Regions from separate parts of the Mus musculus genome. Here region 2 is linked to region 1. The links are chromatin loops, found by intact Hi-C in ENCODE. Cell type or tissue: left cerebral cortex. All regions are shown on one strand. Each heading gives the region's core, and the rest is flanking DNA. Links, peaks and the distances in the headings are about the cores only. Region 1 holds the start of Gm30990. Region 2 holds the start of Smc3 (structural maintenance of chromosomes 3).

Region 1 (7,325 bases), core at 1,767-4,266:
AGATTATGACTTCTTTTATAGTTTGCCAAGAGCACAGCTGGATTAGTTAGGTGCTTTTCACAGACTGGGCAGCCAATAAATAGCTGCAGATTGATTTGCTCTGCAAGAGTTCTTGGTACCTGGTTACTTTCCTATTTCTAGTGCATTTCTTTCATGTTTATCCTTTTAGAACATTTAGCTGTAACAGCACAGGTTTCCTGGATCCAGTGTGGCTGGAAGGAATGTCGGTGATAGTGTCTGTCATCATCTATAGTCCCAAAGTGGTTTCTTGCAACACATTCCAGGATATCTTGAAGAAAAAGAGTTCTGTGTTTAAATAAATAGAGAGACATTGAGTTTCATAGGCTGGCCACCAAAGTTGCCAAAGAGTTAGGAGTAAAGGAAAATGTAACTTGGTTGAAAGGTGTTCTTTCCAAGACGTGGCCATGAAACAGTTTCTCCCCTACATTTTTTTTTCAGGATGCCTATTAAAGTACTACAAAAATTCATGTACTTCTGAATTTTACTGGTAAAGAAACAAGTCTTGAGGAGAGAGTGGGGTTGTTATAGAGAGAGACTAAGCAGCTGGGACAAGAACATCATTCCTATTTTGTCCAAACTGGTCAACCACATACTAAGGTGTGTTTGGGAATTTCAGGTATCAGGGTGAGGGTGGAGATGGTTAGCAGAAGGGATTTGAATGTTTTATTCTCTACTAGGCCTTTTTCCCCCCCAGGGAGCAATTAGACAATATTTTCCCAGGGGGCAGATTTCCTAAACAGACTCTTTTAAAGGTCCAAGATTCCCTTTTAAAAATGGGAGTTGTTTATTCTTATCTCCTGATTTTGGGATAGTTGCCTTATAAAGCCTGGATGTAGTAGCATGTGCCAAGTGACGCTTTAGATGCTGGCCATGTGAGGAAGTCCCGAGCAAGAGCCGGTGATGACTACTGACTTTTGGGATTCTCTGTGAGCTCGCACAAGGCGTACTTATTACATGGGTATAATATATCTACAAAGCACCTCTCAAGCTCACCATACTAAGGGTGAGTGAGACACGGGGCTTGTGGGACAAGCCAGGACTGGGACTCAGATGAAACAATGCCGGGCAGAATGTCCTCAGTCCCTGCAGACTGGCTGGTGCTCCGCGGAATCAGGTTTCAGAAAATGGATCATACTGGCATGAGACTTGATAAAGACTGAGGGAGGCTGAGAGACTTGGATAAGATGTACCAGGCAGAGAGGCCATCTAGGAGAGACATTTCGAGATGATATGATAAAAGACCTGGCAAGACACAAGGGAGGATGCGGAGCAGTGAGCTGTCCAAGTGGGTTCAGGAGGACGGGTATCCAGGGGTTAGGGTGTGCAGACATAGCCTTGAAGCCTATAAGTCGCACTGTGGGCTCTAGGGTGTCTGCTGAGAAGCAGGCACTCCAGGGAGGCAGTGGGGAGCTTGTGAAGGTGTGTGTGTGTGTGTGTGTGTGTGTGTGTGTGTGTGTGTGAAGAACATTAGATAACACCAGGCAGTAAGAGCCGGGGTAGAAAGGCCCACGTTAGGGGATGGTGGTTGCTATCGAGCAGTTCAGTTCTGAAAAGACCAAGGGAAACATTCTGGTATTGCCATTCAGACTAAAGGTAAACATGGCCAGAGAAAGCAGGTCAGTCACTTTCCAGGTGCACAGGAAGAACATACGGTGCTGCACATTATCTCAGGCGATAACATCCGAGACAAAATGAAGGCTAGAGATGGCAGCCAGAAGGAAACGTCACAGAAGACAGCTAGAGAGGGCTGATTCAATACACAAACCATAGCCATGGTTGAGAAACCCAGCTTTGGAAAGAATGCAAGCACCATAGTGGCCTGGCTGGTTAGCAAAGGGACTTCAGTTTTTGTATCTCTTTATCTGGGAAAAGGGAGCGATTTTTATCTCAAAGGGGTTAGGCTTTTCCTGCGAGAAACTTCCTGAGCACGTGGACACACGGCAGGAGCCACGCGAGAGCAAGGACCAGCGGGCAGAAGTTAAGTAGTGGTTGCAGATTCTCCCAGACGCCCAGAAATAGTGGGGACCTCAGGAAATCCACAACCGCCCTAGAATTGGGCTGAGACGCCCTGTAGAGAGGACTGGCCGGTCTGGTCCACGAGCCGCGCCCCAGCCCCCAGCCCCCAGCCCGGCACAGCCCTCCGCCCGCTTTCACAACCCGGCCCTCTGCACTTAACCCCCACTCTGGCTGGTGGCCGAGCGGGTCCCAAGCCCAGCGCGCATGCGCCGACGGCGCCCCGCCCCCCTGAGCCCCGCCCCTATTTCCACGTCTCACTTCCCCTAGCTCTGCCTCGCCGCCTCGGCTGCAGCTCGGCCGCCACGATTGGCTGCGGGACGTCCTCCTCTCGGCCAATAGACGCCACGCCGTCGCCCCCGTGTTACTGGGTAGAACAAAACAAAAACAAACAGAGCGAGCGGGGCCAGAGGCGCTCCGAGGCAGCGGCGGCGGAGGCTGAGGAACGGGGTCGGGGCCCGGCGGACCGGAGACCCGGGCGAGCGGCGGCGGCCCGAGGGGGTCAGTACTGTGGGCGCGGCTCGCACGCTCGGGCGGGCGGCGTCCTCGTCCCTTAGGCCCGGGTCGGCGGAGGCTGCCGCACGTTGGGAGGGGGAGGGGGCGTGGAGGCCTCGCCGCGGGGGTCGGGACGCTCGGTCCCTGTCCACGCTGGCCCTGGAGCCCTCCGGCCACCGGCGCTCGCCCAACGCCCGGGGCTGCGGGGAGCTGCCGGTGCTCGCTCTCCGAGGCCGGGTCGGTCGGGCCGGGGAGCTGCAGCACGGGCCCGCCCCCTCCTCCGCAGCCCCATCCCCGGCGGCCGGGCGTGCGTGGCTGCGTGCGCTCGCGGTGAGAGGAGCCTCCGGGCGCCCGGTCCGACGCAGTTGGACGCGGGGGACGGGACGGTAGGAGAGGGGTGTCGTCCGGACGGAGATCCGGTGAGGGGTCGGTGCCCCGAACCGAGGCCTGGTCCGCCTCGGCCGGCCCTGCCCGCTGCCGGAGGGTTGGGGTCCTGCGGGACAGGCGTCGGTCGGTGCGGGCACGGGGCGGGGACAGCTGCCCTCCCGGCCCTGTGCCAACTCCTCCTTGCAGTCTCCTGTACAGGGTCCCTTAAAAAAAGTACAATACAACCTAGAGAAAACAAAGCCGAGAAGGGAGCCCCCTCTCTGTGAACGCATGCTGTGTCTGCTGCCCGTGGCTGTCCGCTACTGTAATGTACGTAGAGGGCGTGCTTTTTGGTTTTTGGTTTTGGTTTTTTGTTTTTGCTTTCCCTGAACAGCCTCAGAACTGCAGATGTAGGTCTCGCCTATCTTCCCCGAGCCCCTCCTTGGGAACTGGCTCTGTAAACCAGCCTCTGTAGTCGACTACCTGCTATGAATGATTCAAAATGCGGCTCCGGGCCTGGGTGAGGGGTGGGTGTGAGGCCTACGAGCTGCGTTTAAGACATTTTGATAGCTTCACAGCTGTAATACTCTTGATTTAAGAGTTTGAAATTTTAGGGGAAGGCCCTAGCATATATATTCGTGCTCGTATTTATATCCATAATATGCGTGCGATATCTATCTATATATCTATATCTATCTCGTGGTAAGAGTAGAGGAAAATAAAATACTTGTTACGGCTGCAAAAATAAATGTACATGGTTGCTCTCAGTAGTGGTTGCTTTTGCGTTATTGTTGTAGAGTGCTCTTAGCAGAATGCAAGTTGCTAATTAATGTGACTGCATCCCAGGGAAGAATTAAGGTCATTTTCTAGTTAACATGTGGTCTAAACTTGACTTCCAAAATGTCAAAGTAATTTATCGGGCATTTAGGAAATGCACTGGATAACAGTTAATTTCAGCTTAATCGTTTTTAGCTGTATACATAGCTTCCCCTTACCCCATGGGAAATGATTTTGTATAGATTAGTGTGGAGCAAATGGAATTTAGATTTTTTTGTTGTTGTTGTTGCTGTTGTTTTGCCTAAGGTTGAGGTAAGTATTTTAAGGATCGTTAAATTAAAAGAAAAAAAAAAGCCCACTGAAGAGAGTGTCACATACTGTCCTTTAGAACAGCTGTGAAGCTATGGGTGTGTCTGCGTCTTGACTGCTTGATCCAGTTGTTATGGTCTGGAGATAGAACTATTTTTTGGTTGTTATAATTAATAAAACATCATATCATGTGATAGTTATTTCCTGATAGCTGTTTTCAGTATCATATCTTTAGTGATTGGAAAGCAGTTTTAACAGTTGGTGTACAAGTCCACGTTGTTAAAAGCTGCTTTTTGTTAACCCTAAGAAGGACTTCCTTGTAAGGCACTCTAAGCTCATGTACTGAATGTACAGCGTCTGGGTTCTCGTGGTCGTTCACCCAGTGTGAACAACCTTGCAGAGAACATCCTTTCCTTCTAAACCTCTTGAGTTGTGTGCAAAGGGAATACGTGAAGCTCATGAAATAATGCTTACACAATTAGTTCACTGTGAATGTCAAAGGGCTTGATAAGCACTACTTATATTTCCCCCATTATTAGACAGATGCTGCAGAAAATATTTCCTCAGAGACTATACTTGCATCTAGAATGAAAATCACACTTCACAGTGTTAAATTCAAATCACATCAGAGCTGACAGACTTTCTCTAGCATGTAATTCATGCACACACTGAAGGAAAGCAGGACATGGCCTTTTCAGCCATGGAAGGTAGCAAAAATTTCCATTTCCAAACTACACTTGGTCTTATATTTGTATGACTCTCTGTGTATCTATTTTAAAATTCATTTTTCTAGATCCTAAGTTGTTTAAAATGAAGTAAGCAGCCATGTAGACTTGCATGTTAGTTAATTCTGAGTAGAATTAGAGAATGCTTTTTACCATGTTCTCTTGGGCAGGATGATAACATCTTGATGTAGCCTAACAGTTACGACATGAATTCAACATCAGGTGCTATTCTTGTTTCACAAGTTAATATCCTTTTAGAGAAAAACGATATAGAGCTAAAGGGTCTTACGCGTGTCATCTAAGTTCTATCACCTGTCTGCTCTCCACCACAGCACACAAGGGCCGCTTGTGGAGGTGTTAAACTCCTGCCGATCCTTGCTTGTGCTGCCTCTAGTGCTGGATTACAGATGTGGTTTTACCACGTCTGCCTTTTATTTGTTCTTAAAGTAGGTTGAGTGTTTTTTTAAATGAAAATTTTAGATTATAGAAGCGACATGCTGAATATAAATCACATAAGAGAAAGGGTTACTTAAAAAACGTCTTCCTGTTTCAGCGCCTCATAAAAAGTGTAGTGGGCGGGGTAATGACCCTACAGCTGCTGCTGCGGTCAGAAAAGATCAGTACATGAAATATTCTTGATTAGTCAAAACTGCTGTTTTTATTTTGGAGTAAATTTTAGATTTTGTTAGAGAGTTACCCAATACTTATGTCCCTGTATGTGGATGTAAAGTTAACTTTAAGACTGTATTAAATGTGGGCTGGAAAGAGGAACATGTGTTAAGAGTGCATAATGTTCTTCCAGAGGACCTGAGTTTGGTTCCCAGCATTCTCATTTGTTAACTCACAGCTCCCTGTGAGTCCAGCTCTGGGGGATCTAGTGCCTACTTCTACTCTGCACAGCTACCTAAACACAGTGTGGCTTGCAAGCACTTGAGAGCATACACACACATACACCACACACATCACACACACCACACACACACACACACCATACACACACCACACACACCATGCACACACACACACACCACATACACACATACCACACACACACACACACACCACACACACATACACACACCATACACCACACACACACCATACACCACACACACAAACATGCCACACACACACCCCACACCACACACACCACACACACACACACACACACACACACACCACAACCACACACACACCATACACCACACACACAACACACACACACCACAACCACACACACACCATACACCACACACACACCACACACACACATACACACACACACATACACACACCACCACACACACACCACACACACACATACACACACACTACAACCACACACACACACACCAACCACACACACACCATACACCACACACACACACATACACACACACACACACACACACACATCCAGACACACCCCCCCCCACACCCACACACCCACAGGTGGGGGGAGTCTTAAGAGATTTGGTGTGTATGTTTAAGTTAAAAGCTATGTGTGTTACAAACATTTCTTTAAACCTTACATTTAAGGGATTCATTGGCACATGCTGAAATCTGATGCATTTTTATCTCAATCTTTTTCTTCCTTCTCTTTGTCTCAGAAAAGCTCTTGGAGAAGTTTGGAGCTAAGTATTAATTTGATTAACTTTGAAAGCATAGCAAATTCCTAAAAAGGGACTTAGGCTTTTTTTTTTTTTTCATTTTATTCAAGTAAGTTGACTTTAATTGTGTCAGTTTAGAAGCCGTTGAACCTTTTTCATTTCTTTTTTTTTTTAAATAGATCCTCAAGGAAGACTTGCATTTAGTAAGTTGTGTATAATCAGTGCAAGCGAAATTAAGGAAAAATGGATATAGAAAATGAGCAGACACTGAATGTGAACCCCACTGGTGAGTAGTGTCCTAACCCCTGCCTTGTGACCAAACTTGAAACTATTCCATATTTTATGTGGGGAAAATGAGAGTAAAACGTTTAAAGTACTTTTTTAGCCATGCATAAGGTATCCTAGCTCTGCAAAAAGGCAGCAGAAACTCGTAAAAGATCTTCAAAAGACAGGGAAAGATGTCTAGTGAAGTTGGAATATTTGCATTTAAAAGTATTGAGTGTGGTGCGCTTAGCAGGGACAGTGTGCATGATGCTACGGTACACAGTAAGAACTTGTACACTTTATTCTGAGGTCATGTGGAAAGCTTTGAGAGTTTTTCAGTAAGGGCATGCTTTAGAAAACCACTCTGTTCACTTTGGAGTCTGTTTTGAAGATGGAAGGCTGAGAGACAGAGACTAATGAAATGCTGTAACACACTGAGTGTGCTTGGTTTGGATCGCAGCGTTTTCTTAGTAACATTTGTACTTTTGCTAAGAATCTAAAAGGATTGAATAAGTCTATGCTTTTTAGATTGATTAAATTTTTAAAGTCATATATGTCAACTTTACATCATAATAGTAATTATCATCATTACAATTAGGCACCAGACAGTTTGGGTGATTTGTCTCTGGCTTGGGTTACCCATCTGGAACAAAACTGCTGGAGGAGTAGTGAAGTCAGTGGCCTTTCTGACTTAAAACTGTTTCTAGAGCAAGGCTGAGGTTGCCATGTGATCTTCAAAGACATC
Region 2 (7,325 bases), core at 1,944-4,443, 300 kb before region 1:
TGTTCCAGTGCACTGGGGTTGTCCCAGATCCAAAGGAGAGGCAGCCCCCAGGACCTGTTTAGCGAGTTTTTTTATATGGTTTCCAGGGGCAGAATAGAGCATCAGCAACTAGGCACAATATGATTGGCAGAACAGTGCACCCTTTAAACTGATTGGTCTTTAGGGAATGAGGTGACAAGGACTTCCCTTGTCTGTAGGTGGGCAAAGGGTCTGTCCTGTTGTTGAAATGTTAATTAGCCTCGCCCTTCCGGAGGGACAAGTGTCTCATGACCTTCTCAAAGTTCCTAAGCTGACCTTTTCTGTGCTATAACAATACAACTCAGTTCTCTGCTTCTTTCTTTCTCTAAGGCAGAGGGAGGCTGCACAGCCGAGCACAGCTGACCTTCAAAAGCAAGGCAAGGGCCTGAAGGTCGTTCCCAAGTTGCCCTGTGCTTCCATATGACAATATACCTTGTCCCAATCTCCACTGAGTGCCCCAGGATTGACCCCAGAGGACCTCCTTGGTTGAAGTTCCTGGCTTTTCTCTCTTTAATGTCTCATTCTCCTGGACCCCATTACTCTGCTGGCTGAGAGTGCCTTCTATATAAACTACCTGTACCCTTAGTTTTCAGCTACTATGAAGTGCTATCAATGTTATGTATAATTCTTTTTTTTTTTAATTTTATTTTTTAGGTTTTTTCGAGACAGGGTTTCTCTGTACAGCCCTGGCTGTCCTGGAACTCACTCTGTAGACCAGGCTGGCCTCAAACTCAGAAATCCACCTGTCTCTGCCTCCCAAGTGCTGGGGTTAAAGGCATGCACCAGCACTGCCTGGCATGTATAATTATCTTAAACCTTTTGATTCAAAGACCCTACAACCATCTTATCTGGTGTTGAATGCAGTCATGTGCTCTGTAGCCCTTGTGTAGCCAGCTTCCTTCTCTTAGCATTTTAAAAAAGAAATTCATTCATGTTTGTAGAATGCATCCTTTTTTATTGCTCAATGGTATTTCTTTTCTTTTTTGGGGGGGGGGTGTGGGGGGGGGGAGTGTTGAGACAGGGTTTCTCAGTAGCCCTGGCTGTCCTGGAACTCACTTTGTAGACCAGGCTGGCCTCGAACTCAGAAATCTGCCTGCCTCTGCCTCCAGAGTTCTAGGATTAAAGGCTTGCGCCACCACGCCCGGCTTCAATAGTATTTTTTTTTAGATTTATTTATTTATTTATTTATTTATTATATGTAAAGTACACTGTAGCTGTCTTCAGACGCACCAGGCACCAGAAGAGGGCATCGGATCTCATTACGGGTGGTTGTTAGCCACCATGTGGTTGCTGGGATTTGAACTTCTGACCTTCGGAAAAGCAGTCGGGTGCTCTTACCCATTGAGCCATCTCACCAGCCCCCTTCAATAGTATTTCTTTGTGGCGTCTATTTCACTTTCATTTTATATCGCTTGATACTTAGTAATCTGTGATAACTGTTAAAAGCCAGGAGAGCCAGGCACTGTGGTAAGAACTTGGCCTCTGTGCATTTTCCCTTCATAAGATTTGGTTACTTTGTGCAAAATAATTGAAGAGAGCAATAGTAACAAAATGAAATTCTTCATCTCTTAGATTTTACTATCATGGAGAGAGACAATAAATATAAACAAGGCAATAGTCTAAAATCACTTATTTGATATTGTAGAGATTTAAAAAAAAAAACCTTTTTCCCCTATTTATATGATTATACAAGCTAACTGAATAAAGTTCATAAAATGTGTAAAGGCCTAAGAAGGAAAGTAAAAATCTCATTGTAGTGGAAACCATCATAAAAGTTCTGGTGACTTCACTATTATTGAAAAATAGGGTCTCCTTCAAACCCACTAAGCAGTAGATGAATTTGAACTTTTGATCTTGCATCCACCTTCCCAGGGTTCTGGGATCACAGATGTGTGCCACTAGGCTACCCAGTGCTGGGGAAGCGTCTAAGACCTCCTGTATGACAAACTAGGGCTTTACCAACTGCACTGCAAACCCAGCCGTCATCCTGAGGAACTGAATGAAGGCTTAGAATTCTGTTTATAATATACCCCAAACCCTCACAAACTGACAGGGGTAGAGGTCCTTAACTCCCAAAATGAAATTTTAAATTAAATTTCTTTCTTTCTTTTCTTTCTCTTTTAATACTTTTTCTTTTTTTTTTTTTTTTCCCTCAAACTTTGGGTGGAATTTGGCCAGAGTTTCAGATAAAGGATTCCCAGTAGGGCACAAGATTTGCCCTTCCTCGTAGACATGTTGAGGGTGAGAACTGCCTCAGGAAGCAGGAATGGTGACCAGGACCTTATTAGGTCGTCCAGGTTTGTTTGTTTATTTCCCAGTAGGCAATTTTAGAGTTGCCCAGAACTCTACTCCCTACACTGATTGTATACATTTAGCCGGGCAGTGATGGCATAAGCCTTTAATCCCAGCACTGGGGAGGCAGAGGCAGGCAGATCCTGAGTTTGAGGCCTGCCTGGTCTACAGAGCGAATTCTAGGAAAGCCAGGGCTAAAAAAAATCCTATACATTTAGGGACTGACCCTAGTACCTACCTATTTCTTTTCTTTCTCTCTCTTACTTTCTTTTCGAGACAGGGTTTCTCTGTGTAGCCCTGGCTGTCCTGGAACTCACTTTGTAGACCAGGCTGGCCTCGAACTCAGAAATCCGCCTGCCTCTGCCTCCCGAGTGCTGGGATTAAAGGCGTGCACCACCACCCCGGCTCCTTTTTTTTTTTTTTTTTCTTTTTTCTTTTTTTTTTAATTTACCTATTTCAAGAAATTTATTTGTGGCAATTGTACAGGTCTTTCTATAAGGAGTTTAAAGTCATCCTTAGCTACAAGGTGAAATCGGGGCTTGGAAAACTAAAGACAACCTCCCTAAATCAATCCCTTCAAATGTCCTAGCGTCCTCCAGTTCTCTCAGAGCCGTCAGGAGGCTCGGAACCAGCAGGAGGCGCTCTGAGCTAATAAAGAGAATAATGGAAGCGCGGAGGTTCTGAGCTCAGAACCCCAGGCAGTCACAATGAGACCTACATTCAAGTCGGGCGCTAGGCTGACAGGCCACGTCCTTTTTAAGCGGCCCGGCGACCACGTGACCTCCGGCGCGCTCGGCGATTGGCTCCGCTCGTCTCACTCCAGGCTTTGGCGCCGAGCAGGCCCCGCCCCTCACGGGCGCGACCATAGTCCGTGCGTCCGGAGGTAGTTCCTGCCGGCCTCTGGAGCGGGGCTCCTCCGAGTCGGACTCCCAAGTGATTCTCAGCAAAACAAGAGGATAAGAAAATCCTTTTCTCAGATCAGGTCCGTCTAAGAGGGCCGCGGGAGAGGGGCCTTTCCTACGCGACAGAGTGGAACCGGCCCAGACTCCCCCTGCGATCCGCATCGCTTCCATCGTGGTTCCGCCCGACGCGCGGGCCCCGCCTCCGCGGCCGCCGCCATTTTGTTTGGCCACAGGGGGAGCGAGCGGGAGCGAGCGGAGCGCTGTGAGGAGGGGGCTGTCTTGCTCGTCTTCCGAGCCTGCGGCCGCGCTGCTGCGGTGCTGAGGCGACGCCTTCCCCCTGCCGAGGGGCGCGGAGCCATGTACATCAAGCAGGTAAGGGCCGTGAGAGGCGGCGGGGTGTCCCGGAGCGCGCCGCGGGTGGGTTAGGGCCGGCCTGGGCTTGGGGGGGCGGGGAGGAGCGGGGCCCTGACGAGCCGAGCGCCGGGCTGCAGTCGGCGCTTTCCCCCGGGGCGCGGTGCGTGGAGCCGAGCGGAGCCGAGCGGGACCGGGCGCGGCGGGCTGCAGGCGGAGGCCCGGCTTCCTCGGGCGCCGCGGGCTGCTGCGAGCTGCTGGGAGGCCGCGTCGTTCTGCAGGCAGGCATGGCGGTGCATGGACCGCCTTCGCGAGGCCCCGGGCTGGGCTGCAGGCTCTCTCCGCCTTGCCTCAGGCTTTGCCCCAGCAGGGCGGACCCTCGCAGCAGGTCGCGTCGCGCCTGCTCACTCGGTTGTTTACTTCTGTCAAAATGCTCTTCCCGCGCGCGAGCGCCGAGCCCCCGGGACACGCGCTGGGCGACGTTTTTCTATTGGACGGGTCAGGCTCGGAGCGTTGCGATCCTATCTATCCCCTTTTCACTTAATTTTTATTATCTTATTTCTTTTTCTCAATGGACTCATTGGGGCTGGCCAGTGGTTTGACTGAAGGATGCCCTCTCACTGGGCTCGCAGGCTGGCAAGCTGCGACCAGCTCGCTCGCCCGCCCGCTCGCCTGCCTGCTGTCTGGACCTTTACTGTCGTGCAGAGCTCGGGGTCGAAGCCGCTGGGTTTGGAGAGCTTCTCCCAGAGCAGCCCTGCACCAGCAAGGGTTGCAGGCCATGTCGGAAGGGGTTTAGCGAATCTTTAACTTGCTTGCTCCCGATCGCAATGGTCTCCGCCGAGTGGACCGTTTCTGTCTTGCCTTGCGTGAGAAGCAAGAGACGGAGAAGGAAAGAATGTTGCCCTAGAAGTGCTTTCTGTGTTCTCAAGGGTTGTCTCTTCTTTAATAGGTGATCATCCAGGGCTTCCGAAGTTACCGAGACCAAACAATTGTAGATCCCTTCAGCTCCAAACATAATGTCATCGGTAAGTAAGTGTTCTTGGTTTACCATGTTAGACTTAGAATTGCTACCGATAGACGTGACAGGCCAGGGGAGACGGGAGTTGTCTTTGAATGTTAATATTCCTCCATGGGATTACCTGTTTCGTGTCTGCACCGATGAATTGCTTATTTTATAAAAATAAAATTTTTGTGTAACTCAGACGGATAAATCATTTTGGAGCCCAGTGGTGTAAGTTAAGTAGTGGAATGTTTGCCTAGCGTGTGTGTGTGTGTGTGTGTGTGTGTGTGTGTGTGTGTGTGTAGGATGTTGATGATGTGTCTTCATTTCAGAACCTTTTACATGAGAGGGTGTCGCCTGTTTTGTTCTTAGTCCATCACTGTTACTTTCTTTGAAGGATGGCTTATTTGCAGATTGTGGTCTTTTTCCCTTGCCAATTTCTTTGTGAGTGTGAGTTTTTATGAGAGACGTGAACAGACACTACCTGTCTCAGAAGGCCATTGGAAAGAGTAAAGAGAAGGGATATGGAAATTTGAGATTAAAGCTCACATGATTGTTGCCATTAACAGTACTTAGTTAAGGTTTTTTTGGTGTTTAAAGTCTCCGTTTTGCTGAGGAAACCACGTGCCACTGAATTTTGAAGGATGGATGAAGTTAGTGCTAGACTTGAGAGGTTCTGGCATTGGTGGTTTGACTGTTACAGTGTCCTAGTTGCAGTTTGCTAGGCCAGCCAGATGAGGTACTCTAGACAGTGGGCTAGGTGGTCCTGGAGAATAGAGGTTGGGGTTTCTGGTACCAGCAGGAGTGAATTCTGATGGGGCCTCATCGGGACCTTATCTAGCACTGTCAGTACAGGATAGGTGAGATCTGCGAGCAGACTTAGTCGAGGGGAAAAAAATGCCAGTGTTCACAGAAGGCCTTTAGAGAACAAGGCATTATTTACATAACATATGAAAGAAAACAACGAAGGAAATCCAGGAGTGGTTACTTAGTTCCAGCTACTCAAGAGGCTAAAGTGAGAGGACTCTTGAGTTGAGGAATTGAAGATGAATGTAGTCTGTGGCAGGACGGTTGGAGGCTAGGCTCTTTCTGCTGTTGGTACATGGGCTGCCCCCTTTGTGAGAGTAGAGTAGCCTGCTGTTTGTTCTCCTTGTGCTTGAGCTACAGAGGGTGCTAACCGACTAACTCGCAGCACAAGCATCTCCATTGTACTGGGCTTTTGCTGCATTTCATTATAGGAGCTTCCTGGTGTTTGCTAGTCTGAAAATCCTAAAAATGGAGAAAAAGAAATAATAACTAGGTTTTATGATATTTCTTATACTTCTAAGCTGAAAAATGCCTTAATATTTCAGTTGTGTGGTTGTCATCTGTGGAGATAGTGATTGCTATCTAGAATCATGTCTATGAGGTCTGTTAAGTATTTTTGTTTTAGTCAGATAGCAGTAGTTCTTTCCCTTTGCTTGCAACATAGTTTCTTTTGAGAGGAAAGTAAGAATTCTTCTATGTTTTAACTAAGATAAAGCTCCTTTCTTGATGCTACTTTTCCTGCCTGGTGCTGTTCACTGTGAGACAGATGGGAAGTTGTTATTAATGGGAAGAAAGTGGGAAGTAGTTAGGCAGTGAAGTTGTCTTTTAAATATATAGTGATGGGCTGGGGAGGAAGCTCAGCAGTTAAGAGCGCTTGCAGAGGACCTAGTTTGATTCCCAGCACCCACAATGGTGGTTCATAACCATTCATAACTTGTTTGAGGGGATCCAATCAATGCTTCTGACCTCCTGGCACCAGACACACATGCATGATATGCATATACATACATGCAGGTAAGATACACATACACAGAAGATGAAATAAGTAAACCTAAAAAAAACCCAACTTGTTTAATGATTTTGAGCCTAAAATAAAAGATTTGAAAGCAAATACCTCTTGAGCTGATCTTTGCCTCTGTGATTGCCCAAATATTGTTTGCCCTGTATGTCCTTGTCTCCAGTCTTCAGATCTGACAAAGACAAACTGAAGATACATTAGAGCAAGGAAAAACTACCCTTGTGAATCTACAGTTTTTTTATCATTGTTCCCTAAAATAGTATACTATGACAGTTACTTATGTAGCATTTCTGGCAGAGAGTACAACAAAAGGATCAATTTCTTTGTCTTAGTCAGGGTTTCTATTCCTGCACAAACATCATGACTAAGAAGCAAGTTGGGGAGGAAAGGGTTTATTCAGCTTACAATTCCATACTGCTGTTCATCACCAAGGAAGTCAGGACTGGAACTCAAGCAGGTCAGGAAGCAGGAGCTGATGCAGAGGCCATGGAGGGACGTACCTTACTGGCTTGCTTCCCCTGGCTTGCTCAGCCTGCTCTTATAGTACCATGACTACCAGCCCAGAGGTGGTCCCACCCACAAGGGGCCTTTCCCCCTTGATCACTATTTGAGAAAATGCCTTACAGTTGGATCTCATGGAGGCATTTCCTCAACTGAAGCTTTCTCTGTGATAACTCCAGCTGTGTCAAGTTGACACAAAACCAGCCAGTATAGTTGACCCCTTGTCAACTTGACACACAAACACATCACTAGTAAGCCTCAACCCTTACATTCTTATTCATCCCCAAGATCTAAATAACTTTAAACATCCCACTGTCTTTACATATTTTTAAAATTTCAATCTCTTTAAAATATCCACCTCTTTTAAAATTCAAAGTCTTTTTACAATTAAAAGTCTATTAACTGTGGGTTCCACTAAAATAGTTTCTTCCTTCAA

The links. Hi-C counts contacts between places; a loop is a spot of excess contacts. Peaks named below come from ENCODE experiments on the same cell type or tissue, not always from the same donor. Only the 100,000 strongest peaks of a DNase experiment are listed, where the experiment ranks them.
Region 2: a loop joins it to region 1, with 3 times the contacts of the local background. A loop is called at or near these places in 1 of 42 quality-filtered maps.

The regions. Positions count from the first base shown.
Region 1 is chr19:53,900,954-53,908,278 of GRCm38, forward strand. Gm30990 reads right to left here and starts at 3,651. Exons shown (of 8, transcript XM_030251154.1): 1 at 3,630-3,651; 2 at 1-3,119. The coding sequence starts at 3,651. The coding sequence ends at 1,918. It overlaps Pdcd4 (programmed cell death 4), which reads left to right and starts at 2,398. Exons shown (of 12, transcript NM_001168491.1): 1 at 2,398-2,535; 2 at 6,496-6,602. The coding sequence starts at 6,560. In left cerebral cortex, for the core only: a CTCF peak has its summit at 3,174; DNase peaks (open chromatin) are centred at 1,978, 2,362, 2,863 and 3,224; H3K4me3 peaks cover 2,500 bases; H3K27ac peaks cover 2,233 bases.
Region 2 is chr19:53,596,971-53,604,295 of GRCm38, forward strand. It overlaps Smc3 (structural maintenance of chromosomes 3), which reads left to right and starts at 3,426. Exons shown (of 29, transcript NM_007790.3): 1 at 3,426-3,584; 2 at 4,513-4,588. The coding sequence starts at 3,570. In left cerebral cortex, for the core only: a CTCF peak has its summit at 2,932 (motif pointing right); DNase peaks (open chromatin) are centred at 3,073, 4,000 and 4,363; H3K4me3 peaks cover 1,392 bases; H3K27ac peaks cover 1,405 bases.